2 separate regions of the Homo sapiens genome follow, and region 2 is linked to region 1. Evidence: read pairs that join two places in POLR2A ChIA-PET (ENCODE). Cell type or tissue: Panc1. All regions are shown on one strand. Region 1 overlaps TBC1D14 (TBC1 domain family member 14). Region 2 holds the start of MRFAP1L1 (Morf4 family associated protein 1 like 1).

The links. Peaks named below come from ENCODE experiments on the same cell type or tissue, not always from the same donor. Only the 100,000 strongest peaks of a DNase experiment are listed, where the experiment ranks them.
Region 2: POLR2A ChIA-PET joins it to region 1 with 5 read pairs; 3 of 35 experiments call an interaction of 5 or more read pairs at or near these places.

The regions. Positions count from the first base shown.
Region 1 is chr4:6,951,463-6,953,962 of GRCh38, reverse strand. All of the region lies in intron 2 of TBC1D14 (TBC1 domain family member 14), which reads right to left. Among named protein-coding and RNA genes, the nearest start is that of TBC1D14, 43 kb to the right of the region's middle. In Panc1, no CTCF peak of the experiment used is centred here; no DNase peak of the experiment used is centred here; H3K4me3 peaks cover 353 bases; H3K27ac peaks cover 289 bases.
Region 2 is chr4:6,708,409-6,710,908 of GRCh38, reverse strand. MRFAP1L1 (Morf4 family associated protein 1 like 1) reads left to right here and starts at 1,044. Exons shown (of 2, transcript NM_203462.3): 1 at 1,044-1,678; 2 at 2,266-2,500. The coding sequence starts at 1,280. The coding sequence ends at 1,663. LOC105378240 (a long non-coding RNA gene) reads right to left here and starts at 974. Exons shown (of 3, transcript XR_001741568.3): 1 at 854-974. RefSeq lists enhancers at 1,080-1,369, 1,393-2,500. In Panc1, no CTCF peak of the experiment used is centred here; a DNase peak (open chromatin) is centred at 1,048; H3K4me3 peaks cover 2,295 bases; H3K27ac peaks cover 2,219 bases.

The DNA of each region.
Region 1 (2,500 bases):
GACCTGGAAAAGCGCCAAGCACACAGCACGTCCAGGCTACCTGTCACAAAACCCACCGGGACCTCGGACCTGGAAAAGCGCCAAGCACACAGCGCTTCCTGAGCGTCTGCAGTGTGCCAGGCACTGTGCCTTGTGAAGCAGCGGCCAGGTCTGCCGTTGAGTCACAAGCACAGAACCGTGAAATTAATCCAAATACCTACACTAGAACCATCGCTCTGGATTCCCCCTCACTCACTTCAAATGCTGTTGAAGACAAAAACGAAAACCCAGAGCTAACTAACAACCTCATGTCCCCCAAAACTGATCTATTCTTTTTTTTTTTTTTTTTTTTTTGAGACGGAGTCTCGCTGTCGCCCAGGCTGGAGTGCAGTGGCGCAATCTCGGCTCACTGCAGGCTCCGCCCCCTGGGGTTCACGCCATTCTCCTGCCTCAGCCTCCCGAGTAGCTGGGACTACAGGCGCCCGCCACCTCGCCCGGCTAATTTTTTGTATTTTTTTTTTTTTTTAGTAGAGACGGGGTTTCACCGTGTTAGCCAGGATGGTCTCGATCTCCTGACCTCGTGATCCGCCCGCCTCGGCCTCCCAAAGTGCTGGGATTACAGGCGTGAGCCACCGCGCCCGGCCAACTGATCTATTCTTATGGCTGGGCGTGGTGGCTCACGCCTGTAATCCCAGCACTTTGGGAGGCCGAGGTGGGTGGAACACGAGGTCAGGAGTTCAAGACCAGCCTGGCCAAGATGGTGAAACCCCGTCTCTACTAAAAATACAAAAATTAGCTGGGCATGGTGGTAGGTGCCTGTAATCCCAGCTACTCGGGAGGCTGAGGCAAAGAACTGCCTGAAGCTGGAAGGCAGAGGGTGCAGTGGGCCAAGATTGCACCATTGTACTCCAGCCTGGGCAACAGAGCGAGGCTCTGTCTCAGAAAAAAAAAAAAAAAAAAGAAAGAAAAAAATAGTTAGCTAGGCGTGACAGTGGGTGCCTGTAATCCTAGGTACTCGGGAGGCTGAGGCAGGAGAATCACCCAGGAGGCAGAGATTGCAGTGAGCCAAGATCACACCACTGCACTCCAGCCTGGGCGACAGAGTGAGACTCCATCTCAAAAACAAAACAAAAACAACAACAACAAAAAAAAACTAGTCTAAACCACCAGCATGCACTATGGGTTGGTTCCCCTTGGAGCCAACGCCATTCAGTTATGTCAACTAGCCCCTGCAGAATCATCCTCCTCAAGCCCCAGCCAGCATCCTCTAACAGTCAGCTCCATCATCCCTTAAAAAAGAAAACACCTGTCTGTGTGTTTATATGTATGCAAGGCACCAAAGAAGTCTGCTGAGAGGCACAGGATGAGAAGCAGAAAAGGGAATTTTACTTTTATTTCATAGATGTCTGCACTGTGTTTTAAAAAACCAAACAAGCACATATTACTTTTGCAATTTAAAAAACCCTGGACAATCAAGTACAAGAGCTGGCCTGGCAGAGAGTGGTCCTGAGCACCTAGTCTGTGCCTGGCCCAGGGGACCAGAGGGGATGAAACTGACAAAATCCCTGCCCCAGGGCAGCCAACATTTGATTCGGGGAGGGGGCCAATTAATGAATACGATCAAACCCTGTGGTTCTCAAGTGGGGAATCTGGACCAGCAGCGGCATCGCCTGGGCACTGGCTAGAAACACAAATTTCTTGAGTCCCACCCAGACCTATGGAACCATAAACCCCGGGTGGGATCCAGCAATCTCTGGTTCAACGAGCCCTGCAGTGGCTCCGATGCACACCTGGATCTGAGAACCACTGTTCTGAACGGCCGCATGCACTTAGAAAGGTGATTCCTGCTGTCCTACTTAACACTTCTCATCGGTTCCCACTACCCAGGGAGTTTCAAACCACATCTGGTCTAGCACATCAGCTATGGGTGGGGCCCAGAGCAGTCACTCCACAAAGGGGCATAACCACGACAACAGCCTATCAGCCAAAGCCTTCCCAGCCCTGCCGCCTCATCGCCAGTCTCCTTCCCAAATACAGACCCTGCAGCCTCGTGTTCCCATGCCTCTCCAAATCCTTCCTCAACACTCAACAGTCACAATTTATATATTATACCTCAACAACAACAACAACAAAATTAAGTCAATAATTTAGAAACTCACAAAGAAAACTCCAGGTCAAATGGCCTTACTGGTGAAGTCTTCCAAACATTAAGGAAGAAATACACTCACAGAACAGACCTTTCACTAGCCCTCTCCTCCACCATTCCACCCCCTGGGGAAATGTATTAGATCATTCGACAAATTATTTATTGGCATCATTTAATCATAAGAAACAGACTTATTCAACAAGGACTTTCTGATGTCCCTTTGAGGATCATCTGACAAAGTCTGTGAGGGAGGGGGTGTAGGTGAGTACATGAACACATTTTTAAAAATTCCCTTGTGAAAGTGTTTTATTACCTTTTTAATTTTTTTGTTGTTAATGAAAATAAGGTCTCACTATGTTGCCCAGGCTGGACTCG
Region 2 (2,500 bases), 240 kb after region 1:
ACGCATGTCATCTTACAAATCCCTCTTCCCACTGACAGATATTCAGGCTGGGGCCATTGGTCTTTATCAGACTGGAAAACTGAAGCTCTGATCTGTGGCACTTGTGTTAAGAAGGATGCCCCCTCTACACACACTCATATTACTACTAGTGTGGCACTGGGTGGCTAAGCCTAGCAACAGACTTCCTCCATTCCACAATGGCATTAGGTTAGTGATCAAAATGTACTGACCATCAAAGCCACATTTACTAGGTCCCTGCTGATTTTCAGGTCCTGTGTGTGGAGGGACATAAAGGTGATCAAGACCAGAACCTGTCCCCAAACAGCCTCCAGTCTGGTAGAAGCACTTATGTACTAGAGAAGAATTCCTCTCTCTAAAGCATCCCCTAAGACCCTGCTTGACGCCAGGCTGACAGGAGGGGCGGAGGACAGAACTGAAACAGAAGTAGCCCTTTACCTTGAGGACCTTACAGACTGGCGAAGAGAGACCAAAAACCACCGGCCAGAATCACCCAAGGCAGCGAGAGAATTTCCCCCCAGGACAAAAGTATGAGCCAGGGGTGGGGAGGACAGAAGGACGTGTTCCATTCTAAAACAGTGAGCAGGGACTGTGGACCCACATTGCTCTGGGCTCAAATCACGACTTTTAGCACGGTTTTTACCTCTAGGTTCGTTGTGAGGGCTAAATGAATTCATATAAGTTAATTCAAGCTTGTGCATGCTTAGATAGTAAGCGCTGTGAACGCCAGCCAGTCTTATTCAAATATAGGGAAGGGAGGGTCACTTTTACTTTTAAAAAATAATAAAAGTAAAAGCCCGCTGAAGGGAAGCTTTAGATGAAGACGCGAACAAACCTGCCGCCACCGATCTAAATTAGAGGGCGAGGAGGGGCGCCGGGAAGCAGCTGGTGATGGACGTGCGCGCGCCCGAGGCCCCTTTACGTGCACGCGCCCGCTACCTGGTCTTGCCGAAGGCGTGACCGTAAAGGGGCCCGGCTCTGTCGTGAAAGGGCCGCAAAAAGGCCGAGGGCGAGTTGACGGCTGCGACTCCATTTTGTAGGCCGCTTATTTGTGTGCATCCACGGCGATTCTTCCCGCAGAGTTGTGAAGCGAAAGGCTTACAATTAAAAGGAAGAAAAAAAAATAAAGATAATTCGGGAGTACAATTGACAAAGCGTGTGGGTCGCTCAGCCTCCAGCAGTAACTGCTGATCTCCAGTTCTTGGAGGGTTCCGGTGAGAAGAACGCCCCTACTGCGGTACTGAGGAAGCGGCAGGAGGAGATGCGGCCCCTGGACATAGACGAGGTGGAAGCGCCTGAGGAAGTGGAGGTGCTGGAGCCCGAGGAGGATTTCGAGCAGTTCCTGCTCCCGGTCATCAACGAGATGCGCGAGGACATCGCGTCTCTTATACGCGAGCACGGGCGGGCGTACCTGCGGACCAGGAGCAAGCTGTGGGAGATGGACAATATGCTTATCCAGATCAAAACGCAGGTGGAGGCCTCGGAGGAGAGCGCCCTCAATCACGTGCAGCACCCGAGTGGCGAAGCCGACGAGAGAGTGTCGGAGTTGTGCGAGAAGGCTGAGGAGAAAGCCAAGGAGATTGCGAAGATGGCAGAGATGCTGGTCGAGCTCGTCTGGCGAATAGAGAGAAGCGAGTCTTCTTGAAGGAGGAGATCGGTGGTAAGGTCGGAAACTAGCTGGAGCTTGGATGAAACTCAGTAGTCGCCCTAAGCATGGTTAAACCGCGCCCTGTAAAAAGTTATGTTCTAGGCCTGCATCCCCCATTTTATTGCATCAAAAATTGAGCATTGGGAACAAAGTTGGGGTCAAGAGGAAAGAATGCGTGCTGGTTTTGTTAGGCGTTAGTATACCGTTTTTTTGTGGCCTCTCCCTCCCACGCTGTTAATTAGAGAAAGATAACAGTAACTTCGGTTTTGTTTTTGTGAAACATAAAAGTCAATTCTAATAGGGCAGTCGCCAGAAGTAGACCTGTCTAGGCACTAAGGGAGTTTGGGGAAAGCCAAAGAAGACCTAGGCCATAGAGCACAGTGGAACGCAGGCTGAGAACGCAGGGAAGGAGAAATAAAGAGTAAAGCCAGAGGCCATTACCTGAAATTTCCAGATTGTTCTATGAGACAGGTATGTCAGAGGACCGTGTCTCAAAGAAGTGGCATTCTTCTGGGTGGTTCACATTTATTTTTAACATCAGGATATGGAACTTTGAGAGTCAATGTCTTCATGGTAAATTTCTCCCAATTGTGCTTTAGGTTCACAGCTGAGGACTGTAGTCAACTGGTAAGGATGAACTGACACCTTGAGGAAACTGAAACAGCTTGTCATTTTCTCTGTTTTGTTTTTGTATGTTTTTTACCCCGATGTAACAGTCTCCCTTATGGTCAGTGATTGATGACCTCGATATGGATTTAGATTATCAAATGTGTTTGGTTTTGGAAATATAACTTTTGTCAAAGAAATACTCTCAGAAGAGAAATGGGGCTTAAT